Regions from separate parts of the Homo sapiens genome. Here region 2 is linked to region 1. The links are chromatin loops, found by intact Hi-C in ENCODE. Cell type or tissue: MCF 10A. All regions are shown on one strand. Each heading gives the region's core, and the rest is flanking DNA. Links, peaks and the distances in the headings are about the cores only.

What was found. Peaks named below come from ENCODE experiments on the same cell type or tissue, not always from the same donor. Only the 100,000 strongest peaks of a DNase experiment are listed, where the experiment ranks them.
Region 2: it touches region 1 in a loop (4-fold over the local background); 10 of 110 quality-filtered maps call a loop at or near these places.

What each region holds. Positions count from the first base shown.
Region 1 is chr10:61,129,155-61,144,871 of GRCh38, forward strand. No RefSeq gene overlaps it. Among named protein-coding and RNA genes, the nearest start is that of LINC00845, 120 kb to the left of the region's middle. RefSeq lists enhancers at 6,365-6,594, 7,017-7,311. In MCF 10A, for the core only: a CTCF peak has its summit at 11,801 (motif pointing right); a DNase peak (open chromatin) is centred at 11,797.
Region 2 is chr10:61,825,322-61,839,784 of GRCh38, forward strand. The region is part of intron 2 of LINC02625 (long intergenic non-protein coding RNA 2625); the gene reads right to left. Among named protein-coding and RNA genes, the nearest start is that of LINC02625, 35 kb to the right of the region's middle. In MCF 10A, for the core only: a CTCF peak has its summit at 9,981; DNase peaks (open chromatin) are centred at 7,800, 9,970, 10,430 and 12,080.

The sequences.
Region 1 (15,717 bases), core at 7,718-15,717:
CTTTTAGACAGAAAGAAGAGAAGTTAGGTTGTGTCATTCTCAATTTATTATAGAAGGAGACACATAATATAGGTTTGCCTGAATACTGGTGATGCCAACATTGATAACTTGGTGGGGTGTCCTCTAGCCTTCTTCACTAGCATTATTCATTTTCCCCCTTGTTATTAATGAGAATTTTGTGGGAAATACTTTGAGGCTATATAAGTATCATGTTCCTTATCAGGCTTTCATACGATAGCTTGAACATCCGTCAGTGATTTTCTAATCTGTCATTGCTTCTATATTTATATTACTCCATCTATATTACTATAAGGAAGAGCTTTCCTGGCTCCCCTGTCTATTTATTCATTTATTTATATCAGTATGGGCTCATGGATTTTATTTTTTTTAATGGATTATAATCCACCACTGTCATTATTTATTTTCATGTTCAAATTTTCTCTGATTTTACCACTGGGAGTCCCTTCAAATTGGTTCCCGTGTCCTTTTGCTAGGTTCCATTGTATTTTGAACACTTTCTTACTTTCTGGAGTGGTATACTACTTCAAGCTTATGTTGTATTTTCCCTGTTCAAACCTTAGAATCTACCTTATGTCCAAGAAGTACTGGTTCCTAGTACCAAAATCTAGGTGCACTCATTGCTACTGGGGTCACAGTTTTTCTAGATTCCCTCGTTGGACAGGCTAGGATATAGATATCTCTATTTCTCTATTTATTTATCTATATTTTAAAAACCATGAGTTCATACTGATAATGGTAGATTCTAGTCTTTCTTGCCTTCATATTTCTCCAATTGCCAACAGTGAGAAACCTAGCTCAGAATACATACATTTTTAAAAGGCAGAGAAAAATAAGGAAGTTTTTCTGATCTTGAAGGATCTGTGAGATATCCAGGTGGAGATGGGTCTGGATCTGAGTTATCTCTATCAGTGAGAAAATTCCCATTGACTTATGGCAATTTATGAAGTAGAATAAATGCTAAGAATGTTGCAGTTGCAGGATCTGCATTGGAGTGAAGATTTTTTATTCACATATATGCCTTCCATTTTATACACAAAGAAAACATCATCTCTGGCTTTCATTGGTGGAGGATGGGGAGCCCCCTCAGTGCAAGAGGCTTGCATTGAAGTTAGTGGCTCCTTGTTTTTAACAGTGAGATATTTAAGGTTAACCTCCTATTGAACTATTTGTGGTGTCAGGTTTCTATACCAGGCAAGCTTGACCATAATTCCTATAAAACAAAACTCTCCTAAAAAACCTTCTTTCTAATAAATTTGGTTAAGAAGTTCATCTTTCAGGCTAAATGGTAAAACCTCTTCAAAACATAATTGCTGAGCTTTTGTTCAGGACTGAAGGAATCTCTTTTCATGACCTGTCTCCTTTCATAAACTTTCTAATCATGGACAGTCATTACAATGCTAGCCATGGTTGAGCAAGATTACTTTTACTAGTGATCCGCTGAAGGTAACTTGAGACTGCAAAACCAGATGCCAGAGTATCATTTATTTTTCAGCATGTGGTGAGAGAAAAGTCATTTTAAAGCTTTTTGCTAAGGTATGTGGGGATCACAAAATGTTTCCAAGTTAGACCAATGACTGTTTGCTTCTTCCTATCAGAGAAGGTACACTGAGTACTGGATGAACAAATTCTCTCAGCTGGGAGGTGTGAAATTGTGGCAATTGGAAAGAAAATTTTCCCTCTTCCAGGTGAAAAGAATTGTAGAAAATAATACTTTAACTGAAACCTTGGCCCAAGACACAGACTATTCCTTATAGGGTTACAAAGCTTGGAAGAACTTAACTTGATTACATGGAAGGTGTCAAGATCTAAGCCAGGCCAAAAAAATATGCCTGAAGCAAGGAAATTAAATATTTACATCAGGACTAATGCTTTTTGCCTTTTAACTGGAAGGGCAAGAGAGATTAACACAGGCCTGGCTCCTGAAACAAATATTTTGTCTATTTGGTGAAGTGTATTTCTGGGATAATTTTTTCTTTATATCTGAATTAGTTTTCCAGCCAGAGCCAGACTAATCAATAAGTGACGCAGGCATAGATTGATGTCTCCTGTTCCCCTCCTCTTATGATCTCCTCACCTACTCCCCAAAGTCTGACACTCCATTAACAAAGGGCTGCTTGTGTGCCATAATCATTTTGTAATAAAGAAACCAAATAATGTAGATAAAATATTTAACGTGGTGCATGTCACATAGAAAATACTCAATATTTAACAGTAATGATTATTATTTCACAGTTTCAAAGGTAGCTTCACAAAACTAGTTTTTGAGATGTCACATTATTTCCTTTAGATAAAATTGAATTCAGCTCTGAGTCTTTTTCTTTGTTCTCTTTCATTGGTAGGAAATTTTCTTTCAGTCATTATTAGGCTACCCCCTCCCAGTCCTGTGGCCTAATAGAGAAAAGAGTAGTTGTCTAAATACATATGGCCATTCACTGTTAGGGAACACTTGTATCTGCCTTGCTTGGTCCTGGGACTTTGCTGCACACTCTAAGGCCAAGGGCCTAGACCCCTGTGGGCCACCATTTAGTCCCTCTCCACTGAGGTCCCACAAGCTCTCTTTAGTGCTAGGGGTGAGTTCAGACCCAGTTCCCGAGGGACCCTCAGAATTTGTCCTGGACTTGGGGGTTCCCCTCTCTCCTGTTACTTTCTTTTCCCTCATTTATTCCTATGTCATATTTGCAAAGTCTCTCTCCTTTCACCCCTATAGCAGGGTCTCCAGATTTAGAAAAAAGAAAAGAAAAGAAAAAAAATCTCTGCCCAATTAAATTTGAATTTCAGATTAACAACATTTTTTTTTAGTATAAATATGTTCCATGCAATTCTTGGGACAAACACTAAAAAAATCATTTATCTAAAATGTATATTTAACTTGGCATTCTATATTTTATCTGGCAGCATTACCCTAAGGGTTTCTGCTTTGGAAAGACCCAGGAATGGAAGTTTTGGGTAGGGTCAGATCTTTCAGTGCAAATATTCATTGAGATAGAAGAACAATCTGCATAGACTTAGAAAGGTACAGGGGAAAACCCAGGATCGACAAAATAAAAAATAATATCCATAAATAATCCTGTTACTCTCGTCATCATTGTAGTTTCCATCATCATGTTTATTCCCATCATGATCATTGCCCAAGGTGAGTTGTTGTTAAAGACTCAAGCCCCCTGGGGAAGGCCATAATTCATGGATCTTTTTCTGAACACAGTTTAAATTAAGATAAAAGAGAAGGAGAAACTAGGAGGCATGGGAAGGATGCAAGCTGAGTCAGTGGAACAGAAAGCAAGAGGAAGAGGTTAGGGCCAGAAAGGCAGCTTTACAGCTCATAATTTCACTGATTGGCTTGACTCGGGCAGCACAGGCTGGTAGAACACACTCTAGCCTGACTTCATTCAAGTCTCAGCACCACCACCACCAAGCCATGTAGCTTGGGCAGGTCACTTGACTTGTTCCTCCAGCTGAAATCCCTCATGAGATTCAAACCCAGCAATGCACCCAAATGTTTCCTAAGTGCCCCAAAGTCAACATGTACAAATGCAAATGCAAACTCATCTTCCTCTTCTCCAGACCTGCCATCTCTATATTAGTGAAATGATACCACCATCTTCACAGGGATCAAGGCAGGACACCTACAAGTCATCTTAGACCTAGCTGCAATGTGTTACTCCTGGTGACTGCCACAGTGAATTACCTGGCTGGTAAAGCCTACATCCTCTGCCTCCTTCTCTGCTATGAAAAGTGAGGAGCTTCTCAGACAGAAGAGGCCCATTTGAGGTAGGAGCTGGGACTTTACTTTGGAGGCAGGGCTTAGACTACAGGCCAGATTGAAGACTGGCTTAAACAGGGAAAAGGAAAACACCTCTCCATGAGACATGCCCAACAGTGCCATGTCAGTTTACCATTGCCATGGTAACACCCAGAAGCTACCATCCCTTTCCATGGCAATGAACGAATGATCCACAAGTTACCACCTCTTTTCTAGAAATTTCTGGATAATCTACCCTTTAATTTGTGTAGAATTAAAATTAGGTATAAATATGACTGTAGAACTGCACCTGAGCTGCTACTCTGGGCATACTGCCTATGGATCAGCCCTGTTCTTCAAAAGCAGTACCTCTGCTGTATACTACCACCTCAATAAAAGTTGCTGTCTATTACCACCACTTTGCTCTTGAATTCTTTCCTGGGCAAAGTCAAGAACCCTCCCAGGCTAAGCCCCAATCTGAGGCTTTGCTTGTCCTGCATCACATCCACACTTTTCCAGGAGGACAAAGACACAATGAAGTGTTCAGAGAAAGCAGCAAATGGTTCTTCTGTACATTTAGGGGAAAAGTTGAATTACATATCCTCCTGTATTTTTACAATGACTTTGTGATAGTCCACTCTATCTTTCTTTTCTTTAATTGACTTGAACAAGTCTCTGTTCCTGTCTATCAAAATAACAAACAGAAAATCATTTTACTCTCTTTTTCTCCATGGACATTTTACCAGAAGATGTTGAACAAAACTAGAGTGGCAGGGTACTACTGGGGGATATTTACAGCCTGGGGAACTTCTTGTGTCTTCCAGAGCTAAAAAATACATATTAGAACTTACCATAATGGCAATCTTCTTAATAATATCCCAATGAACAGAAAATTATTTTGGATGAATCCATTGAGTTTAAACCCAGTAGAACAAGGTAAAAAGGCTTTTGAAAAGAAGCAACCAATCTTCTCTACTCTTAAAATAGCCTTTTCTTTCCCATAGAACATAGAGAAAGAAACCAAATAAGTGGGAAATGGATGAGAAAGCACAATCAATACTAATTCATGGTTCCTGCTTTGAAAGGCAGCAAAAAGTCATTCATAATCTCATGTGCTTTTCTAGTTGTGTCACACGAAGGCCTATGGTAAAAGGATAAGAGGAAAAGTAAGGTCATTACCCATGTTTGAAAAATTGTTAAATTGTTTGCGAAAGGAAAAAAATCTCTTCTTAATAATGTCAGAGACACAGGACCTAAGTGAAATCAATTTTGGGTAGTTTGGGATCATTCTAGCCCAGTCAAGAGAAAGTTTCAAAACGGACTGTAGCAATGAGGTCCATTTGTTATAAAACCACCCTAGAGGAGAATGCACATGTAGGCACACGAACACATGCACACCCCATACTTTGTATTTTTTATATATTTGTGTATATAAAGTGTTCTGTGTTTAAAATTTTATATATATTATTGACACTCAAAGTATAAATTCCTGACCCTCTCCCAACAAAAATTAGATTCAGAATTAAGTTTAGATCTTTGGTCAGCTTTTGGTAGGGTTTGCAAATAATTGAATATAGAAAGCAAGTGTTTTCTGTTTTCTGAGTTCTATAAGAATCCAGTGTGTGTATATTTGCATGTGTGCATGCATAGAATTCTTTCCCTTATGGTTTGCGATCATCCTACTTTATGCCTCTCAGATATTTAGCTAGGAAAATGACTCAAGTTTCATAAATGTCATTCCAATATCGGATCATATCCAGAGCTGTTGGTGTGTTTGATGGAGACATACCTTAAGCAACTGTTTATTGAGTGCCTGTTAAGTACTAAGTACCTTCTTCATGACAATCCTCCTAGTTCAGATTTGTACCCATTTTTCAGGTTAAGTCACTTACTCAGGATCATGTTTGACCCCCAAGTAACTGAGCTGGAATTCAGTTCTATGGTGCCAAACTTGAAAGCCCAATCTTCCCATGACTAGTGATGACTCTATGGATCCTGGAGACAGACTGACTTTGAATCCTGTTCCTGTTGCTTTCTAGCTGTTTTACCTTTGGCAAATTACATAATTTTTGTGCCTTAGTGTCCTCATCTGTAAAATGAAAATAATAGTCATTTTAATATTATTTATTTCTTTGCTAATCATTTATTAATTTAATAAGAAATTGCTTAACAAGATTGTTGGGAGGATTAAATCATACAATATATATAAAGTGCTTACCCAACCCATTGTAAGATCCCATCTATATTGGTCATTGTCATGATTATTCTGTACTTTGGCAAGAGATTCAAGCCTTGAAGCTCTCATGGCCCATGGAGATGCTAGTTTACTAGCAATTTGCCCCATAGACTGGTTGGTTCATGGCTAGCAGCAACTACTTTACCTGTCCTATCTCTACGTGCTTCTAAATGGGGGAGGGGAGGGGCTCCAGGGTGTGTAAGCACATCAAATGCAGACAGGATTTCCCCAAATGCATTGCAGGTGCCAGAGGACTGGCAAGCCCATGTTTACTTTCTAGATTACTTGGGAAAACTTGAGAACTCGCTGATGGTGGGATGGCTTTTCAATTAGAATAACCTCACTCAAAATCATACATATTTTTTCCTTTTGGGAAGTATAACTTGTTTGATTCTAGTGTCCAAAACTTACCTTCTCTGAATGCCTCCCACCATGGTGCCTGAGCGAGGGGCTTTCCACTTCAGAATGAGGTCATAAATATGCAAATATTCTTCTCTGTGGAGTTGACTTTACCAGGCTCATTTACAAAGTTACTCAGCTGTGACTTGGCCACTTAAATAACCCTGTTGCTTAAAGATATCCCTTACTCCAGCCATTTACCCTCTAAACCATGTTCATGTTATAGAAAAATACAAATACAAGCACGTTCTGCACGAGCAGTATTACAAAGCTGTATTTTGTCAGTTGTAAATTATATCTGGTTTTGAGGGAGGAAAGGGAGATCAACAATTCTATATTCTATGAAACAATTTCATAAGAAATATTAGACCCTCATAATTCTGAAGTCTCATATGCTAGTTTTATTTTGTTCTGGTAGGTTTTAGAAGCAAACAATTCTCTGGGTGCCTAAAAGTAATGCCTAGGTTTCTGTTTTTACATATTTAAGCTATGCATTTAGATACAATTCAAGCATTCCAGGGTGTTAACGGTGTTTACAAAGAAAACTGCCAGAGGCAAATTCAGGCAGTTTCTTAAATTAATAATGCTTTTGTTCAAACTCCAATTTTTTCTTCCAGTTCTGCTAGAACCAATGTGCATCTTCCCCATTTGTTCAGAGGATAATGATGACAATTTCCATTTACACATTGCATTTCATCTGGAAGGCACTCTCTCTCACACACTACATCACTGTCTTCCACCTTCAGCATGGCAACAGGAAATGCCAACTGCATTATCACAGTCATTGGTCAGTGAGGAGAAGAGAACCCCCAAAGCAAACACCGCATCAGAGGCTGGAAGAAAGGCAGGAAGGCCAAAAGTGCAGTCAACACATTGCTGTGTTTGCTTGGAAGGTAGGTCTGGTTCAAGGAGCAGAATGTCTTCCAGTGACCACCCCTGTATCTTTGTAGGAATAAGTGGGACTGCGGAGCTAGTGGTTTGGAGCTAGACAGACGCACATTTAAGTCATTGGCTTATCACTTTCTTGTCAAGTGTCTTTAGGCAAATCAGCTGATCCCTTTGAGACTTGGTTTTTGCAACTCATTACAGGGGAAGAATAACTCCTACTTTCCAAGGTTATATATGTGGGATATATATGAGTAAATCATGTTATAGGGGGTTACTAAATGTTCTCCAGGATTTGCTGTGATTACTAGTGTTGCTATAGTTACTGTCAGTCACTACTACCTATACAGTTGAATATAATAGGTGTTGTGGACCCTCTTCAAATTGTCTGATCTTAAGTCCTAACAATGGAGACAATCTTGTGGTTTGCACAAAAGAGGGAGGGGTGTTATCACCCAAGGCCCAAATTATAATGCCCTTTTATGGGGCAAGGAGAACATATGGTGTTCCATTAGCATAGCCTACACAAATACTTTACACAGTGATTCTCACATTTTAGTTTGTCTAAAAGTCATCTGAAGTGCTTTTAAAAATACAGATTGCAGGGCCCTGCCCTAGAGTTTCTGATATGGTAAGTTTTGGGGCCCAATAATTTGCATTTCTGAAGAAGTTTCCCGGTAGTGGTAGCACTGCTCTGGGGACAACACTCCAAAGACCGCTGCATATGAGGTGATCAGGTAGCTAATTACCATCCTGGAAGCCACTGATAGCCTACTCTCCAGAAGGTGTTTTGTGTTGGGGGCCAGAGATTTCAGAAGAGGCTGGGCATATTAAAGGTGAAGCCAGGGATAGGTTGAACACCTGCAGAAGGTAAAGACTTGGGGGGCAGGGCAGGTGTCAAGATCCTGTGGCCCCTATTTCACAGTTGCATCTATACTTGCTTGGCTTGGCTTGGCTCAGGGTTTCTGTCCTTTCTCCCCTTCGTGGCTTCCTCTTTCTCTTTTTCAATCTCTCTCTCTCTCTCTTTAGGATCTAATACTTTTTATTATAATGTCATTGAAGCACAAATATAAAACTAGTTACAGTTACCTTGTGCCTATAGCTCTTGCATAGTCAGCTGGGCCATAACAAAGCACACGGGCTGGTGGTTTAAGCAACAGGAATGCACTGTCACAGCTCTGAAGGCTGCAGGTGGAAATCAAGGTGTCAACAGGGCTGGGTTCCTTCCAGGGGCTTTCTCCTTGGCTTGGAGATGCTGTCTCCACTCTGTGTCCTCACATGGTCATTCCTCAGTGCATGTGTGTATCTTAAACTCATCTTCTTATAAGGACATCAGTCAGACAGGATTAGGGCCCAGCCTAATGACCTCATTTTAACTTATTTACCTCTTTAAAGATCTTATCTCCAAATATGGTTGGTTATGTTCTAAGGTACCAGGGGCTAGGACTTTAACATGTCAATTTTGTGGGATACATTTTACTGGCTTCCTCTTTCTAACCACTCCTACCCTCATGGAGTGCCCCTTTCCACTGAGTTGTCTCCAGACTGGCTGATGAATAGACAAGGAAAGAAAGCCTCAGGTGGTAGAAACAGCAAGCTAAGTGGCCTGAAAGCTGGATTCCAGTAGCTAAAAGCAATTTGACTTTGTTGGAGCCTAGAATGCAAAGAGATAGCAGCTTGGGAGCCTGCTGTGGAGTGACAAAGGCAGAAGTCAGGTCACCAATTGGACTCGATCCTAAATACTACGGGATACTACTGAAGGTCATTTATAGGAAGGGACAGTACTTGGTTTGTAATTTAAAAGTCTCACTTTTCTTGCAGTGTGAGAAGTTGACTGGAGAGCCTTGAGCCTGGAGACAGGGAGACCAGAGAAGGGGATGTTGTAGGTGTTTTGGCATGAGACCATGGTGGCTTCCACCTGGGTGAAGCAGCAGGATGGGAAAGACTTCTTGAATCACTATTTAATTATAATCAGAGTTTTGAACCATTTCAGTCATTTATTCCAGTCGTTTATTGTAGTGACTCCCACACTTCAGTAGACAAAGCAATCTGAGCGGGTCCCTGCAACACAGTTTCTGATTCAGTGAGTCGGAATGAGGTCCAAGAATTTCCATTTTTAATAATTTCCCAAGGGATGCTGATTCTGATGCTGCTGGTCTTGGGACCAGACTTTGAGAACCACTGACTTATTCCTATTTTGCTACCAAGAGAATTACAGCCTTGAACCCTTCCAGCTAATAGGGCCTCAGCTTTTGGTAACCAGCGTCAGTATGCTTAAATAAAACATTGAACCTGTTCACTAAGATTCTGCTCCTCCAGCATCTGCATCAGTTCACCAAGCTCTCTCAGGCTCTAATTTGTCTTCGTGAACCATCAGCCTTGCTCTAACTTTTCCAACAACTGCTTCCTCTCAGGCTTCACTTGGCTTCTACAGCAAATGGAACCTGCTCATCCCCAAGAGATTCTAATTAACTCTCTTGGGGCCAACTCCCTGAGTGAATGACTTGAATAACTCAGCATGATTGCAATGTTTTATTTATTTAAAGATTCCAAATTCTTCTACCCTGCATGCCTATGTTAAACAAGGACAACCCAAAAAACAATCATGAATTAAAGAAATGCTTCTTTATACCCTGAGTTGTTCCTCTGTTCTCCGACTCTTTCCATGTTCCTTTAACTTTCACAGATGGCCAATCTTTCTTGATTTTAATTTGGCAAGGGCCCTCCTTAAACATATTTTGATGATGGTAATAGAAAATAAAAATTAACTACAAGACTGCTGTCCTAATCTGTCATTAACAGGTTTTTCTTCCTTTGGAAAGATTAGCAGAGTATGAATCATTTCAGAGGGCTTCTTTTTCTTTTCTTTTCCTTGCTTTGTTCCTCTCTCCCTTCCTTCCTCCCTCCCTTCCTTCCTTTCCTTCTTCCTTTCTTTTTCTTTCTCTCTCTTTCTCTTTTACTTTAATCTTCTTCTCTCCCTCCTTTCTTTCTTTCTCTCTTCTCCTTTCCTCCCTTTCTTTCTTCCTTTTTCTTCTTTTCCCTTTTTTTCCCCTTAGGCCCAACCCTTCCAGTCCCCGTTTTTTGCAGTGTCGAATTTCTTGCCACAAAATTGATGCAATTGCCGCATTCTCTGCAATGAATATACAGGCTCCCTTCTTGCTCTCAGAGAAGTGAAGCCTATCCTTGTTACCTTCAGCTCCCCGTACCAGTGAGCAACTTGGCCACGCAGGGACTTTAGGGCCTGAGAATGGATTCCTCGAAGTACTCTGCAGGAATTGATTAAAACAGGAAGGAGAGGGGCGGGGAGATGAGAGAGCCAGCAGAGGAAAATAACATGTTAGTGCTCCTTTGTGCCTTACTGAAGTCAAGGCTGACTTCATAGTGTCACTCAGGGAAGGAGGCCAGGATTCTAAAGAGGAGAAATGATTAAGAGGGAAGCACAGAGGAGGATGAATTCAGAACCAAGCAGGGAAAAAACCTCATACCAGCCATTATGATAAAATCAAGTAGGTGCAAGGAAATGAATGGGCAATTTGAGAGTGAAAATTATTTTATATCAGGCAGAAGACAGGATTCAAGGGTACTTCTAGCTTCAGGTATCTCTCACCATGCAATGTATTGATGTTGAGCTGTAAAATAAATTACTTAGAGTCTAACTTTCCCATTGGTTTTATTATTAAAGTTATTTTATAATATAATTTTATAATATAAATACATTTAATATATACTTATATGAATATAAATATATTTATATTTTAAATATAATAATGTTATGTGTTTACAAATGATTCTAAGTTATATAAATTATTTTCATAAGCTATACAGATCTTTCTAATGAGTGAGGTGAGGACTTTTGATGAGCAAGAGGAGGAGTTGTAGGCTGCTCCTGTGGCATGCTGGGTGTTTTAGAGAATTGAATGGGATTTGACTTTCCTCATTTTCCTTGTTTTTGTTCTTACAATCTGATTTTTTAATAATGGATCCTTCCTTTCTTTCTACCCTTGGTAGAAGTAAGAAGTATTTATTTCATACTTAGAAGTCCCTAGTTTCCATATTTACAATGCCAAATTTAATCTCCTTATCTTTTGCCTAATTTGAGCATAGAAAAAAAATTTTTTTCATTAACTTGGATTCCAGATTTGCAATCTGTGAGCTTTCAGATAGTGTCACTTAAGAAAAAAATCAATCAAGATAGGGTCATACAATTTTTGTCCACTTAGGGGAACAAAGTGACATTGAGAATTTTTAAAACTTCAATTAAGAAAAGAATTAATTGCAATTTAAGGCAAATCACTACAGTATAAGCTGAATATTTGCTACAGTAAACAAAAATATTGTCTGTAAAGACATAGACGAACTCACTTTGTGTCTAAGTCAAATTACCTAGAGTATTTGAATGAGGCAAAAGCGTGTAAAAGTGATGTTCTCCTACCATGGATTTCGCCCAGTTCAGTCTGGCTGTTTTCCATTGTGTCTGACTTCCAGAGGTTTTGTAGTACAATGTTCAGCAGTTCTGGTTGAAAACACTACATTTCACCAATAGGTGTCACTGTCTAACGCATGATATATTCAGACATTTAAAAAAATTATCATGTATGGATTTCGAGGTTCTGTAATTCTAATGAATTCCATACTTTATCAGTGTCGCAGTGTAGAAACATTGAGCATTAAGTTTCTATAGAGCAAAGACTCTAGAGGCTGCTGGGGGCAGAGGAAGGAGGTGGATCAGATACAGAATTCTAGCATTTTAGCTATTTCAGGGGGAAGTTAAGAGTAACAGTACGGATCTTGAGCTCACTGGCACTCAGAAGACTGTGATCAAGCTGATGACATAAATAATTTGAACAATTGCTTCTTGAGGCTCAATTGCTTTTTCCCCCCTTTAATCAGTGAAGAGTTGCCCTTGAACACTTGACAAAGCAGGCAGTATTTAGGGATTAGAAAAAGAGAAGAGAATCACTGTTTTGTCAAATTCTCTTAAAGATTTAAAGGCCTAAGTTGAATTCCCCCTCAACTTTTTTTTTTTTTTTTTTTTTAGACAGGGTCTTGCTCTATCACCCAAGATGGAGTGCAGTGGCATGACCATAGCTCACTGCAGCTTTGAACTCCTGAGCTCAAGCAATGCCCCCACCTCAGCCTCCCTAGGAGCTGGGACTACAAGGTGCATGCCAGCACACCCAGAAAATTTTTTAATTTTAATTTTAATCTTTTGGTGGAGATGAGATCTTGCTATGTTGCCCAGGCTGTTCTCAAACTTCTGGCCTCACGGGATCCTCCCACCTCAGCCTTCCAAATTGCTGGGATTACAGATGTGAACCTCCACACTGGTCACTTTCATCTTGATGGTACAAGAAGAAAGTTGCTTTTCCATGAACTTTAGTGAACCTCATGGAAAGTTTATTTTTTATCAACTGCTTTAAAATTTATTATGGAGGTTTTTGAACCTATACAAAGTTAGAGAGAATAGTATGATATACCTTGATGAGCATATGACACAGCTTTAACTATTATCAATGTATGGCCAGCCCTGTTTCATCTGTACCTTCTCACCTCTGCCTTACTCTACTGGATGATTTTGAAGTAAATACTAGACATGATATAACTCCACCCCTATATATTGATGTATGTATCTCTAAGAGACAAGAACACTATTTTTAACCATTCTTAATATCTTAAAAATTAACATTATTTTTAATATAATCTAATATGCTGTCAGTATTCAACTTTTTTCTTACTGCTCCATAAATATCTTTTCTTTTTCAATTGGTTTATTTGAATTAGGATTCAAATTGCTTTTGGAGGATGGGTTTTATAAAACTCTTCTAAGGTGTAATAGTTTTCTTCTCTCTTTTTAAAAATGCTATTTCTTTGCTTGAAGAAGCTGGATCTTTTGTTTCATAGAATATCCTGCACTCTCGAGTCAGCCTATTACATCCTTGTGATGGCATTTGGTATGGTCATCTATCTTTTGTGTATTTCTTGCAAACTGAAAGTTATATCTAGATGCTTGATTTTATTCATGTTCAATTTTTTTGAAAACACTTTTTATAGATGATGCTCTATTTTTGTCATTGTATCACATAAGAAGCATATGATGTTTGACACACACACATACTCTGTCTGCTGTATTTAATTTTTTACTTTATTTATTTATTTTTTAATGTTAAGATTACCTAAGGATTCAGGTGCTATCAGCCCGATTCATGAATCATTAGTTTTAGCAATCATGACGACCATTGTGTTGACCTATTATTTCATTGGGGATTAAAAATGGAGATATTCTAATTCAATCATCCCTTCTGCAGTTACTAAATGGAATTCTCCAAGAATTCTTCCTCGTCAACTATTTGACTCCTTTGGAATACAGTTTGTGTAGGAAAGGCAGGATAAATGCTTGAATTTTATCTCCCCTTTATTTACCAGATGAAGAATGAGGAGTTGCTGCTTTAACAGCTTTCAAATGAGACAAAAGAGGTGTTTAAAAAATATATCCTTATTACCTTGATTAAAAAAAATTTGATGTGTTTCATCTTTAGTTGATAGGGAGTTTTGCTTTAACTTGACTCCAATTATCTCTTGACATGACCCTAGTGAATGGGGATAGCCTCTTTGCTTTCTGGTATGACAAGATGTTTCAGGCTCATATTGTGAATTTATTCTACCAGACCTGAAATCAGTCACTTCTCCAATGATACAAGGTTCTTTTTGTGGAGATGGTATTTAGAAACCACAATCTCAACACTAGGGGTGCTCTGTACCACTTAGGTGGTCATTACTTTTAGACCTTTGTGTAAATAGAAGTAGGTAATAGGTAATACATATACACACACACACATTAAAAAATACATCATGAGAATATTAGGCTTTTAATTTAAATGCAAATCTACAGGTCTCATTGAACAATATTTCCATTTAACTACGTTTCAGGCTTTTATAAGATCCAGCTTAGGGAAAATTGAATTCATGACATTTAGTTTGAGTTTAGTGAAAAATATTTATGTGATTTTTTAGTTGCTATTGTGTGTGGTGAAGCTATTATTAATCTTCAGTGTATAGAACCATTACTTCTCTGGTTCCCAGAAGTAGAAATGTGAATGATGGAGAGAAAAATAGATTTGCAATGTATGGAACCTGAAGCTGGTCTCTGAAAAATTCTTCTAATCATCAGACATGTTTAATTTTTAGTGGAGGAGTCAGTTCTCATCAACATCTAGTCAAAATGAAAGTGCTCTGCTGTTAGGAATATATTTGATAAAGCAGTATATATTACTGTAAAAGCAACATACACATTTTTAAAATTTATTTTGTCATAATTCTTGTTTTTAGGGTACAAATTTACAATGGGAGTGTACAAACAAGTACATGTTTTTGTGAAGTTGCATATTTTATGTATCCCAGTTATCAATAACAAAACTAATTTTGATTTATTATTATAGAAAAGATTAAGGGCTGGGCATGGTGGGTCACACCTATAATCCCAGCACTTTGGGAAGCCAAGGTGAGTAGATCACTTGAGCCCAAGAGTTCAAGACCAACCTGGGCAACATGATGAAACCCCACCTCCACAGAAAATACAAAAATTAGCAGGGCTTGGTGGCATCTGCCTATAGTCCCAGCTACTCGGGAGGCTGAGCTTGAAGGATCACCTGAACCTGGAAGGTGGAGATTAAGGTGAGCCACAGTTGTGCCCCTACACTCCAGCCTGGGCAGCAGAGCCAGACCCTATATCAAAAACAAAAGCAAAAAAGATTAAATTATCTTTCTATTCTTTTATAGGAATTGATATTAGGAAATTGTTCTTATAGGAAGAGATGATAAAAAGATTTATAGTCAAAACTGTAAAGAATGCATACATTATAAAGGTATCTTAGGCACTTAGTTTATAAAACTGTATTGGGTTTTTTTTAAATTTTGTGACAGTTGAGTATTTGTCAGCTATTTCAAATTCCTTGTTTGTTGTGATTTCTTAATCTAAACAAATATGCACTTCCACCCCTAATTTGTATTTTAAATTTTATACTATTATTTTTTGAAGTGGTCCCCCCAAACTGCAGAAATCCGAGACCCCACAAAATCTGGAATTACCAGGTGTTGGTTGCTTTTCATTTAACCTTTGCCATTTTTAGCCCTTCTCTGCCCTATTCTGTACCCTAGGACCCTACAGATTTTCTCAGCTGGGCTTACCTGTTCTTTGGCTTCAAGAAGAGAAAAATGTTGGAATATTCATTCTTTTTGCTTCCTTTTGTCTCTCATCCTAGTTGCAGTAGTGAATGTACTCTGCTAAGACCTCAGGACTTGGTGGAAGGCTCACACTTCACAGTTTCAGCTTTTATGGGGCCTTGTAACACCATTTTCTCCATTTTCCCTTTCAGGCCTGAGATATAAAGACATTCTCCAAGGTTTCATTATCCTTACTGATTTCCTTAATCCTCTTCAA
Region 2 (14,463 bases), core at 6,464-14,463, 690 kb after region 1:
CAAGATCATTATTTTAGGTAACCAATGACCTCAATCTTCAGAAGCAAGAAAATCTTACTATGTATTTAAATGTAGATAAATATGTATTAGTAATAAGTCTACCAAGAAATTGCTCAGGAGTGAAAGGGAACCTGTAAGTTGTGGCCTGTTTCTTTTTCTATTGCTTTATTATATACTATTTGCACTCTCTCTAATTCTGTTTAATCTCTGCAGTTCTCAGCAGTCAAAATCTTTGTGTTAATTCTCTGTTGAGCAGGAAAAGAAAAAAAAACCCTGCTGATTTCTAACATAATACTTCAAAACAGATCCTGTTTCTGTTACTTCCGCATTACATACCTAGCACTTGGAACTAGTTTTGGTATAGCATAGGTGCTCAATAAGTGCTTTTAATGAATTAATCGGATGCATTTGATGTCATCTCCCTCTTAGGATGTGAGCTTCTCTAAGACAAATATGGTGAATTACTCATTATTTGCTCCTTTGCCCTCACTCCCTAAAGTGATTGGCACAGTATCCAGTACGTGGTAAGGGCTCTATAAATATTTGTTAAATGAATGAAGTATTAATGACAGTACTGCCAACTTTCATAGCCTCAAATTTCTTCTGCTATCGGTTAAGGCCTCTTGCTACATAAATCTTTCATATCAGTGCATTACAGTATTTGAGAATATTTCATTTGAAGAACTCAGCAGAGAATATTTCCCATAAAAAGGAACAGCCCCCTATATTACCTTATTACTCACTAATTTCATAAGAAGTGCTGTTTGCTAAATTCCTCCACCCTGCTTTTGCCTTGTTTTGCACTTTCACTGCTATCTGCTTTGCTCCCAAAGCAGCCCCTCATACTTTGGAAACCACAGGGAGGCAACAATGAACCAAGACTTTTTCCTCATCAAACACTTTCCTTCTAAAGCAAAATCTTTCTTGTCCATTGTCCCACTGTAGCAAATCTCTCCCGAACTTCTGCAGTGCCCTTTTTGTCTGAAGGAATTTCCATTTACCACATCCAGTAAATACCTTTAGTGATCAGTGACTCGGCACCTGATTTTTAACACTCAATCAAGATGCGCTATGTTTCCATCATGTGATGGTTAAATTTAATTTAAAACAAAGAGATTTCTTCACACTCATTCCATTTTGCTTCAGTTTCCAAGGCAATTTGTGTTTGTGCAGAAACCAAATGTGCTCTCTGGAGACAGATGGAGACTGGTTTTTTCTACAGGTGCCTGCCTACTACCTACCTACCTGCTCATCTTTGTAGTCTTAATCTGTTTTCCTTCCACATGAACACTTTTTCTTTAGTTTAAATTTTTATCTTATTTTATTGCATTTATCTTTGTAAGCCACCTTGAATCTATTTGGAATAAGGTGGTATTACGATTCAATGAATATAAAAATAAATTCATATGCCTTATATTCATATTCATATAGCTCCTGCCCCCCTGATGCTTAGAGTCTTCCTAGAAAAATAAGACTTACTTACTTGAGGAAATATGCAAGGGAGTGATTGGCAGACAGTTGCAGGAAGGTAGACAACAGATTCCTATAGAAAGCTACATTTGAAGGGACATTCAAAATTATCCAGCGGAGGTTGTGTGTCCTATGCGGAGTCACCTGAGTACTTAGTGGCAGAATCAAAACAAGTCCTCATCTTCTAACTCCAAACCTTATGCTTGCTTGATGCCCTCAGCTCCTCAATGCTTGCCAAATAGTAAGGCAAATGTGTATAATAGTCCATTGAGGAAGATCCCTCAACAGATATGAAATAATTGGTCATTATTGAGCAAATGTCAATGTCCTCTAACGGTCACCCAAGCAAATATCTGCTCTTAATCATAAACTCTTTTTCAACATTTTTCCCCAAGTCTAAAGAAACTTAAGTAACAATCTTGATTGACTGAAATACTCTCTATCTTGATTCTGACTCAATTAAATTTAATTTTAAAAAATACTCATCTCTGGCCAGGCACAATAGCTCACGCCTGTACTCTCAGCGCTTTGGGGGGCCAAGATGGGCGGATTATCTGAGGTCAGGAGTTTGAGAACCGCCTGGCCAACAAGGTGAAACCCTGTCACTATTAAAAGTACAAAAATTAGCCAGGTAGTGGGTGTCTGTAATCCCAGCTACTCAGGAGGCTGAGGCAGGAGAATCCTTTGAACCCAGGAGGCGGAGGTTGCAGTGAGCCGAGATCACACCATTGTGCTCCAGCCTGGGTTACAAGAGTGAGACTCCATCTCAAAAAAAAAAAAAAAAAATACTCATCTCTCTCCAAGAAGTATTTGAAGCAGCTTATGGGAGGAAAAGAAAAAATTAATAAAATTGGAACTAAAAAGGTGATGCAGCCTGGAAAACATAAGTACTTTGATGTTAAGTGACGATAGCTATTATCTTTGCGCCTTAAACCTAGCTCTGAGCTTCCTGGAAATCCAATCAAAAAGGGAAACACAATTAGTTGCACAGTTCTGTCTAGCTGAAGAACAGAATCATATCTTCTCAGGAGAAAAGAATTATTCTTCTGTCAAATTCTGAGATAATTTTCTCATAAGAAACAATATATAGGGGGATGTAATAAACAATATTTTCAATAATAATTCTCAGCTAAAACAGCAAAATCTATAAAGCATTTTCAATTATAACAAAGAGATCAATGCTTTGTCTTAAATTACATGATGATTATTCTGTGGGGGACCCAGCAATCAACTTGATCAATTTAAAAAAATAGGTAATCTAGAGAAATGAGGAGATTACATGAGCCTTAAATTATCTTCTCTCAATTTTCCTCTCTTCCAGGTACTTGACAGGTTGTAGCTATTACACAATTTCAAGACCTTACTCTCTAGCAAGAACACAGAGGGCAGTTATCCTGAAAACTGTTGAGTGCAGAGTTAAAACTTTGACAACATATAAGCAGATATTAAATTTGACATTGACTCATGCAAACTATTAAAGCCTTCCTGCCTGAGTGGAAGTCCTCCACTTAGAGATTTACTAAACTTCCGAGTCAGGAGGAAAGTTTAACAGCCTCAAGTTACCTTACTGAGGGTTTACTCCATCATCTCATCTGTCAAAAGGGAATAAGAATTACCCACTCACAAAGTGGTCAGTGGAGAGTGACTGTGATAACATTTGAGCACTCTTGGCCCCTCCTTCATTCTCAATAACATGTTTGTTACAAGCATGAATAAGTTCCCATTGGTATTATAGATTCCCACTGAAGGTTGAATATTCATCATTCTAAAAACCTCACAGGCCAGGCACGGTGGCTCACGCCTGTAATCCCAGCACTTTGGGAGGCCGAGGCGGATGGATCACAAGGTCAGGAGTTCGAGACCAGCCTGGCCAATATGGTAAAATCCCGTCTCTACTAAAAATACAAAAATTAGCCGGGCGTGGTGGCATGCACCTGTACTCCCAGCTACTTGGGAGGCTGAGGCAGAAGACTCACTTGAACCCAGGAAGTGGGGCTGCACTGAGCCGAGATCATGCCACTGCACTCCAGCCTGGTTGACAGAGTAAGATTCTGTCTCAAAAAAAAAAAAAAAAAAAAAAAAAACTCACAAAACCAGCCATTAAAGGACTTATGTTCTCCCTCCTTATAACCTATGATTATATCACATTTCCCATTATGTAGTGTAGGAATAAGCAAACTACAGCCCTTGAGCCAATTCCAGAGTGCTGCCTGTTTTTGTAAATAAAGTTTTATTGGAGTACAACCATGCTCACTCACTTACACATTGTCTGTGGCTGCGTTCCTAATATAACAGCAAGCTTGGATAGTTACAAAAGAGCTGACATGGCCTGCAAAGCCTAAAATATTTACCAACTGGCGCCTTATAGAAAGAATTTGCTGACCATAGAGCACATGTCCTCTTATATGCTATATACATCATTTTAAACTCAGCACATCCCAAACTAAGACTTCCACCTCCTCATGTGTGTACATGCACATGCACACACAGACCCCTCGATCCCCACCTTTCCCTTCTGAACTTTACTGTCAATCCGGGTTCCCACTGTTAATGCTGTCATCTTCTGAATCCAGTTGTCATCAAATCCTACCGTCTTCTTTTCCTTTAAAAACTCTCCCAACCTTTCTATTCCACTCTCACTATAGCCCAGATTCCAATTACTTTCCCTGACTCTACTGACATCTTCTTTCAATCCAACTTCTATGATACTGTCTGTGTCATTGTCCCAAAATGCCATTTTTACAGTTTTACAATGCAATTCAAAAACCTATGGTGGCTCTGACTTGCCTTCCACACCAAGTCTGAATTTGCTGTGCTTGGCTTTAAAAATAATCACAGTCTGCCTCCATAGTTTCTGTCAAACTCCAGGTCCCATCCCTTCCAGATCTACTCTGGGCACTCTCGTCTGGCCCATCTCCATTAGCACCGACCTTGCTAAATCTTACCTGTGTTGTTCACTTCCACCATGGCTTCTGTTACAGGTTGAATTTTGTCCCCTCCCCAAAATTCATATGTTGAAGTCTGAACCCCCAATACCTTGGAATATGGCCTTATTTGGAAATAGGTTCATTGCAGATGTTATTAGTGAAGCTAAGATGAGGTCATTTGGGAGTAGGGTGGGCCTTACAAGTGTCCTCATAAAAAGGGGAAAGTTGAAACCAGAGACACAAGGTGACTACCACATGGTCCTCAAAGCAAAGATCTGAGTGATAGATCTACAAGCCAAGGAAAACTCAAGATGGCCAAAGATGGCCAGCAAATCACCAGAGACGTGGAACAGATCCTCCCTCACAGCCTGCAGAAGGAATCAACCCCACTGACACCTTGATCTCAGAATTCTGGCCTCCAGAACTGTGAGACAATAAATGCCTGTTTTCTAGGGCACCCAGTATGCGGGGCTTCATAACAGCAGCCCTGGGAAACAAATGCAGCCCCTGACCTGACCAAGGCTCAGAAGGCTTTCTAGAGGAAAGGTAGCTCTGAAGGCTGTGTGAGATGTGCCTGTGCAGAGAAAGAGACGAAGACAGCTGCAAACAGCAAGGGAACAATTAATAAGCCCAGCAAGCTGGCCTGCATCCTCCCTTCCAAAAGGAAGCCAAGACTGCTTCCTCGAAAGCCTGCAAGGCATTTCCCCGCTTTGTACCACTCCTAGTTGGTCAGAGAAAGAGCAGGAGTGAGGGAAGCTGAGATAAGGAAATTGACTCCAGGATCTGTCTTCAGTGAGTTGCTTTTTGATGTCTACTCTTCCCTTCCTGTCCTTTCCTTGCTGAAAACTTGAGCCCCAACTTTTGTAAAAGGCATGAGCCAAGTGAATCCTCTTCAGGACTCTGTTGCCATGCCCTCCCTTTGCTTCTGTCCTGGAAGTCTCACCTTCCGGCTGGAGAGTCCACAGTCCCTGAACAAAGGCTGCTTGCGAGAGGCTGCCAAGACCTGTGCATTGTCCAGGAACTTCAAGGAGGCTAAACTGGGACCTACCAAATCAGGCAGGAGACTTCTTTCAGAGAATGTGGCCCAGGAGACTCATGAGAGGCCGAGGAGAGCTCTGCAGCTCTGTTTGGCTCTGACATGCAAGCCCATGTGTCTCTGGCTGGTTGTCAGTGAGAAAATGAAACCCCTCCAAGTCACTGGACTCCAGGAGGCCAAAGGCCAAACCAACCCTTCCGCCACCAGGTCACAGAATGTGCGTCTGTGAGCTCATTATCCTCTTCCCCAGAGATACGAATGGTTTGGTAAACTCCTTATCTCAAATGAGGCAAGGTAAACAATGATCGTATTTCTTGATCCCAGGGAAAAAAGAGGCACAAGTGCTGAAGTGAAGACACGACTGATTAGGTGGAGGGAAAAACTGGGCTGGCTTCTGGGGCATGCGACCTGAACACGAAGCCCAATACCTGGTTTAATCCTCTGCTCCTGCCATCTGAAATTCTTAGGAACTATTGAACAAGGGGTCTTGCATTTTCATTTTGCTTTGAATCCTGAAAACTTTGTAACCATCTCTGGGTAGGGGTGTGTGTGTGTGTGTGTGTGTGTGTGTGTGTGTGTGTGTGTGTGTGTTCATCCAGGGGGTGGATTGCTAATGAGTGATGAGCAGAGAAGGAATAGCTCAATTTCAAACCTGTGAGTAGAGGATAGAGAAGTAGCTGATTCCCGTTACTTGCAGTAGTTAGCTTCTACAAAGTTGCCACACACACTGAGTTAGGGAATACTGAGCCATGGCTCCTAGTGGAAATACTAGGCTCAGTTCCTGTGAGCTTCTAGTCACAATTTCATCTCATCAATCTATCAATATATAACCTTCCTTTATAAGTGTTTCTGTTTAAAGACATTATTTATAAAATATATGATATACAATATGTATTATATTATATACTATAATACATATATTTATATCATTTTATGTATTGTTTATATATTATTTACTATACATTATTTATATATTCTATAGATACTGTTACAATATAGTATATAATTATTCTATATATAATTAGTATTGTAGTATTATATACTGTATGTATAGTATATAATTAATACTATATATTATTTATATTATATACTATATATACATTACATAGTATATATTACATAGCATATATAGTATATAACCAATACTATATTAAATATATTAAATACTATATATTATGTACTATATTTAGTATATATACAGGATTACTATGTGACATAGTATATATAATATATAGTATACAATATAAATAATATACGTATGATAGTAAAGTATACATAGTATAATATATGTATTATAGTGTGTATAATATCATATATGTACTATATTATATATATACTATTTGATTCATTAACATTGAGCCCCCTGCCAACCTCACTATAACTCATGTCTGAACAAAGCTTATCTAACACACACATTTTCTCCGTAATTGCATTTAGGAACACTAGACAGCACTTTGCACTTACTTGGGGACCATTGAAACGTGAAATCGCCATCAAAAAGCACAAACATGTGAAAAACATGGCATGCAACAGATTTGTTGACAGTATCAGAGATGAAACAAGAAGGCCGAATGCGGTGGTGTACAACCTCAGCTGGGCACATGCATTTCAGGTGACTCAAATGTTTTGTCACTTTGCGTGGCATCCATCAGTGGCCATGAAAGTGCCCCAGGTATTAGTTTGGAGTTAGAAATATATTTTAGCAAGTAGGTGAATTCACAAATACAGAATCCACAAATAATGAGAATCAAATGAAATTCAACTAGGATGAGGAGCCTAGGATTCCATTTCTGTCACTGCTGTGTGACATCCAGCAAGTTTTTTATCCTCCCTGTGTGTTGGTTTTCCCTTCTTTGTCTGCTGAATTTCTATTTAGCCTTCAAGAGAAAGGTTGAAACAGGCTGAATGTGGCAAACCACCACCTCCTCCATGAGGATTTTCCAATAACTTCAGTTAGAAGTGAATTGTTTCTTTCTTCTAAATATCCCTCAGCATTTTGCCTATTCTTCCAGTATAATGCTAATCTAATCATGCTTTATTGTAATTCATTGCTGATCTTCTATTACTCCTATAAGTATATTTTAAGATCTGTAAGGACAGGGATTACATCTTATTCACCTTTATATCCAAACACTGCTGAGCCCACTTTTTCATAATGCAGGTGCTGAATAGTGATTTCACTTGAAATGACAACAATAAGCCTGGCCTTATCTACCATCGTGGCTTTCATTTTTTGCATTTTTTACTGTGGTAAAATACACATAATATAAAAGTTGCTATTAGTAACATTTAGTACATTCACAATGTTGTGCAAGCATTGCAGAACATTTCATCATTCCAAAAGGAAACACTGTACCCATTAAGCTGTCCCTCCCCATTCTCCCCGTCCCCCAGATCTTGGCTACCACTAATCTGTCCTCTGTCTCTATAAATATGCCTACTCTGAATATTTCATATAGATGGAATTATGCAATATGTGGCCCTTTGTATCTGGCTTCTTTCACTCAGCATAACGTTTTTCAGGTTAATCCATGTTGTACCATACATCAGTACTTCATTACTTTTTATGGCTGAATAATATTCCATTGTATATGGCTATACCACATTTTGTTTGTCCATTCCTCAGTTGATGGGCATTTGGGTTGTTCCCACATTTTGGCTTTTGTGAATAGTCTACCATAATATTTCAATGATTCACTATAGAAATATTAGTAATAATAATGTTTTAGCTATAAAGGTAGAATGCATGTTTACTTGTGCTCCACCCTCTACTAGACTGTAAAGTCCTGAGGGCAGGGACTTTGCCTTCTTCCCCGTAAATTCCCCAGGGCCTTGGCTAGTGTCAGGGCCTTGGCTAGTGTCTGACACAGAATACATGCTCAGTACTTCTGTTGACTAATGAACGATTTCTGCTTAGAGGATTGACTGCCAATCACAATAGATATGAAACATAGCAAAAGTCACCCTTCTATAATCATACAATGTTAGATTTTGAAGTGATCTGATTCAAGATCATCATCCAATATTATTGGGCCCATCATTTCCTAGCTGTGTAACTTGGGCAAGTTCCTTAATCTGTTACTCTAATTCCTTCCCTATAAGGAATATTGTAGATGCATGATCTACCTCAGAGAACTGTTTGATGATTAAGTGGCTTAATGTATATTCGACACTTATTGGGCATTAGATTTAAGACCGAAAGGTAAGTAAATTACCCCCAAGATTGCCCAGCTAGTTAAAAACAGAGCTGGGACTGGAACCCATATGTCTTAGCTTTCCCGTCTTCCAAAATAGTTGTTTGATGGCTGCTCAGAAACTGATGGAGAACAGAGTTTTCTTCTGCAAGGATACCAGCACAGCTTCAACAGTCACGTTTTTAGGGGCAAACATCTCTTTCCTCTTACAGGTGGCCTCTAAGCCCCAACCTCTTTACCTCCTTCTAGCTTCCAAATCTTCCAATCTTTGAATGTCTACTACTCAAAGCAATTTTTCCCAAAGTATATTCCTCAGAACATTCACTTAAACATCCAGCGTAATTTCTAGGTTTAAAAATAATGAGGATGACCAACTGACAGGATAAGAATTATGAAGGTAGTGTTTGAGTAACAGAATAAAATGTTTGGAATATTTCTCTAGGATAATAATGACATATTTTGTTTTTTAAAAATTGGCTTGGAGAATGTTTTTATTTTTTAAAAAATTATTCCTTAGCCAAATATATTTGAGAAATAAGACATCTCTTAGAAAGGGACTATGCAAATTAGCATATAGAGGTTACTAAGGAGTTTTGCATCTAGACACTTTTTAACCCAGCAGTTCCAGAGCATAATGAAATATGAAAACATTTCTCAGCACAATACTTATTACCATCCTTGGAATGCCACAAAACACATTTTAAGAAACACCAGAATTGATTTTTACCCCAGGCATCAAATGGAAGGGACATATGTTAACGCAAGCTCTATGAGAGCAGGTTTTTCTAGTTTTTTCACTGCTTAGGACAGTACCTGGCACACAGTAGAGATTAACTGATTATTTGTTGAAGAATATATGCTCATGGAAATAGCAACTTGGGATTTGGGACATCAGCCCCTGGTAGAGAAGAAGCCAGCACATTAGGTTGTGGGTCTCTGATCTGGTTGTTCTCAGCCAGAAGGTCCCCATGGAGTTGGCTATCCTAAAAGAAGAAGGCCCCCATCCACCCAGGAAGGGCTTCTTGCCAACCAAGATGGCAGGTCCCCACCAGAGTAGAACAGGCATGCAATACAGGCCACAGCTGCCTAATTCACTGGTATCAGTATTTCCACGGATGCCAGTCTTCATGACTTCCACACAAAAATCAGGTTCCCTTACAAATCTGAGTCAATAGGCTTTAAACTGAGCACTCATGAAAGAATAAACTCCACTCCCCTACTCACAGCCAGCCCTCTGGCCTTGTCTAGGCCACGGCCAGGAGCACTAGGGAGGGAAAAGGAAGGTAGCTTCAACTTTTCCTGGCAAAGTGGCCTTCCTTTTCAGAACCTGTAGCTCAGCTAAGTGGAGACACCTGGTGTTTGTTGTTGCAACTTCAAGAACAATACATTAAGACTCGGGGCAGAAAATCAGGCTTTTCATAAAAATTGTGTCATCAAAAAGACGGTTCAGGAAGAAAAAATGCAAATGGCAGCCCAACTCACCCCTACAAGACTTTTTCCCCCTCAATATTTCTACCATCTGAATAGCTTTTCTCCGTATTCCTGTATGTAAAACATGGGGGAAAAAAAACACAATAGCAAGGCACCTAAAATTTGTGAGAATCCAGAAAAGAGAAGAAATCATCTTTCCTGGTTGCTCCATTTTGTCAGGTGTTAAATCAGAGTGCTAACTTTTGTATAATAACTGTTTGCTAATACTTAATAAGTAGCCGGTGTAACACAGTTCCAAAAAATTTTTTTGTTGTTGTTAAGCCTATGCAAGGCCAAAGGAGTATTAAAGTTTCACTACGGAAGAAATATGGCCACTGCCAAGAACTGATTAGTCATAAAATCCGAGGCATTATCATCATCCATCATTGCCTTTCTTTTAATGACTGAACTAAAAAGAGAGACATCAAAGTTTTCAAAATAAGGTTATAAAAATGCTGTACGCAGATGAGGCCTCCAAATATTTTGATAGAACCTGAACAAAAAAAATATAGAAAAATCATTGAAACAAATCACAAAACATATGTTGTTATGTTTTGCTCTAAAAAGCATGAAGTTTATCCAGAACCCTATTATGGTAACTGCTTAGCTTTTCATGCATTCCTAAATTACCATGTAATCTAAAACGTTGTTTTCAGCTGCCCTGTATTGGAAAGTCCCTTAAAATAATCAGGATGATTACAGGCTAGTATTCAGAAAGAAACTTGCTTGTATTATTGTAAATGAAAGTATTATTTATCGGGCAGCCTCCTTTAAAGAAAAAAAAAAAACCCTATCTCAGAAGCACAGAAATACAATGTATTCAGGAAATACCTAAACCAAGGATTGCATTTTGGGCTCTCTACATTTTCAAACACATGGATAGTTGGTGTAAAAATATGTTCTTTTTCTGCAGGGACTTGACTGTAATTAGTGTGTGCCAAAACTCTCTCACAGAGATTTCATTGTCTTATCTACTTACATCATCTTAATGCGATTTTATTTTACTTTGTCAAAGTCATATTAATGTAAATGTGTTCTTGATAGCAAACAGAGTTCTTTTTTATGCAAAACAGGATTCAGCTGACTCTAATAAAACAGCTTGCAGTCTATTAGACTATAACAGTAATGTGCTTATTTTGTTTCTCAAATCAAGACTGTGTCAGAAAGCTATAGATGGAGATTTGTCTTGTTTTTCACAATAATTGCTAGGGTGGGGTTACATTATGATCTTTAAATGAATAGTATCGCTTAGAACAAACACTTCATATATCTTTTATCTTCCCCGGCATACAGTTCTGAGTTTTCTTTGAAAATGCTGCGCTACTTTTCCACATAAGTCATCAGAATGTTTCCAAAGAATTTTAACTGCCAGATTAATTATATCTTGCAAACAAAGATAGATTGCTTACATTCTTTATTCAGAATTCCTGCCAGTGTGGAGCAACTGGCAACAAATTAATTTCTTTTGCAACCATGCAAAATGTTTTGCTATGAAAAGCTCTGGAAGGTAAATGGATCCTTTTAAAAAAAAAAAAAATCAGGTTGCTCATTCTGAAAGGCTAATCTGTAAGCAAAGAACACAGGATTAAATGAATTTGACTACTCCCCCCCACCCCGCCCTCTTTTTTTAGCATCTATGTTATAACCCTCCCATAATGTATTCAGTTAATTAAGTATTGCTGTGACCTGGTGGCAATTTTTGAAATCCAGGGAATTTTTCCCCCTTTAAATTCTGCCTCCCCCACAGAGCAGAATATAATCTGTTTCCAGTCAGTCTGTTTATTTCAGCTGTGCTTCTACTACAAGCCTCTAAAATGTTTTAATAAATTTATCAACCAAAAAATATTACAAACATTTCATTTCCTTTGATTCAGACACACATACACACCAAAAAAAAAAAAAAAAAAAACCTCTGCCTTCATTGCAAATTCTTGGTGGTATGAATCACTCTAAGTAATATTTGCTTTAACTTTCGTGTGGTTCTACAAACAACCTTTATATGGCTGGACTTCAAAGCGAGGAGAAATAAAGGTTAGAAATGTGATAGGAGTAATCTATTATTAGGCATGAAACATTAAACCACTTTTAGCTATAAGTCTTAAAACCTGAATAATCTGGGTTTTTTAAGTAGTGCATATTTATTGTGCTTTCAGCTACACACACATTTATCACAGAGAAGTGTTTGGAAGAGAAATATTTTCCATTGCACTGTGTGCCACAATTTAGTTTAATTTTTCCTAATATTTAATTTAGAAAAACGGTAATATTATAACAGGATTCTCATGTGTCCTGGCCAAAACACTTGGTGTTCCTCACAGAGTGAAATTAATCTGTTACCAGCCTGCTGACCTGAAAGTAAGGTTTAGTAGGCACAGAGCGGGTAGGGCAGAGAAAGGGGTGGGTTAGGGTGGGTAGGGAGATAAGATCTCTTTCTTTTACTAGAAAGGAGAAAAAAAAAGGCTTAGAGGAATGTCTCAACCCACCAATGCCATCAAATGACAGAAAATAAGCTGAACGTGTATTTGAGCCGAAGAGTGTTTGAAAACATTTATTAGCTCCATCCATAACGACATTCACGGCAGGAATGTTAATTGTTAAAATCTGTACTGCAGCTAGTTCTTTAAGTAAGGGGGCTGCATTGAGTGGAAATTCAGCTCCTCGTTTCTTTTTTTCTCCACATATATTTGTACTTAAAAAAAAAACTAATGTTATGAAATAAGTCAGATGTCAGATGGAAAGCTTTCTAGCACAAGGGAATACAGAACAGTGTTAAGGATATATGCATATGCAAGAACAAAAAACAACATTGGTAACAATTTGTTCTTGATTAAATTTGTGCTCCTAATACAGTAGATTAAAAATAAGTCCAACTGTTAAACACATTAGGGTTCAGCCCCTGCTGATGTGCCAGAAAAGCAGCTATCACTCCAGACCTGGCCGGATTCTTTCTGGTAGCCTTGAGACAGGAAATCTGACCCCCAAGAAACCTGAACCCCAAAGTCCATCAGTGACCCCGAAACTTGGGGATTCCTTATTTTCGTCTACTGATTAAACCCCAGAACCTTCTTAATATTTTCTTATACCCAGTCAAAACTGGGTGTCTCTCAGCAAGGCTAAAAGACAATACCAGTTTGGAAAGATGGAGAAAGAATTATGGCTGGGCACGGTGGCTCACACCTGTAATCCCAGCACTTTGGAAGGCTGAGGTAGGAGGATCATTTGAGTTCAGGAGTTCAAAACCAGCCTGGGCAACATAAGGAGACTCTGTCTCTACAAAAAATTGAAAAAAATAAAATTAGCCAGGCATGGTGGCACGTGCTAGCGCTACTAGTCCCAGCTACTCAAGAGGCTGAGGTGGGAGGACCGTTCGATTCAGGGAAGTTGAGGCTGCAGTGAGGCATTATTGTGCCTCTGCACTCCAACCTGGATGACAGAGTGAGACCCTGTCTCAGTAATTAAAAAAATATAAAATTTAAGGGAAAAAATGAAGAATTGCTGATAGCCACAATCAAGGCAATCTTTGAAGAAATTAAGTTGTAGTTTATTGGGCAAATATTTGTAAAACTTGTATCGTTTAAGAAGATTATTGTAAGCCATGTCTGCCTCTCCCTAGAAACGTTATAAATGGAGTTAAAGACATAATTGAATTCCAAAATGCCCAAACCGGTACCGTGGCTCAAGCCTGTAATCCCAGCATTTTGGGAGGCCAAAGCAGGCAGATCACTTAAGGTCATGAGTTCAAGACCAGCCTGGCCAACATGGTGAAACCCCATCTCTACTAAAAATACAAAAATTAGCTAGGCATGGCGGCAGGCACCTGCAATCTCAGCTACTCAGGAGGCTGAGGCAGGAGAATCACTTGAACCCAGAAGTTTGCAGTGAGCCGAGATCGGGCCACTGCACTCCAGGCTAGGCGACAAAGTGAGACTCTGTCTTAAAAAAAAAAAAAAAGAAAAAAAATGCCCAAACTGGAAGGCACTTCGAGATCATAGCCAACTCTCTTCTTTCCTGGATGACTTTCCATGAGGTTAAAGAGAGGGCTTGGCCAAGGTCAGACCAGGGGGAGGCCCCATCTAGCTGAACACGGAACTCAGGCCTTGGTTTCCCCAGCCATGACTATGATATGGTACCATCTGCCTTTTCAGTTTGTTCAAAAAAGAAGACTGAAATTAAATTCATGGGTATAAGAAAAACAACATGTGTCTTCAGGTAATTATATTAATGGCTCTTTACCTAAACTGTTGTGTTATTCCACCTGTACGTTTTCTTAGAGTATGTGTATTTTTCTAAACAAAAATACCAACTCAAATTATTACTCCCTCCTTTCTCCAGCCTCCCCTGCTCCAACCCTAGTGTATTTTTCTGG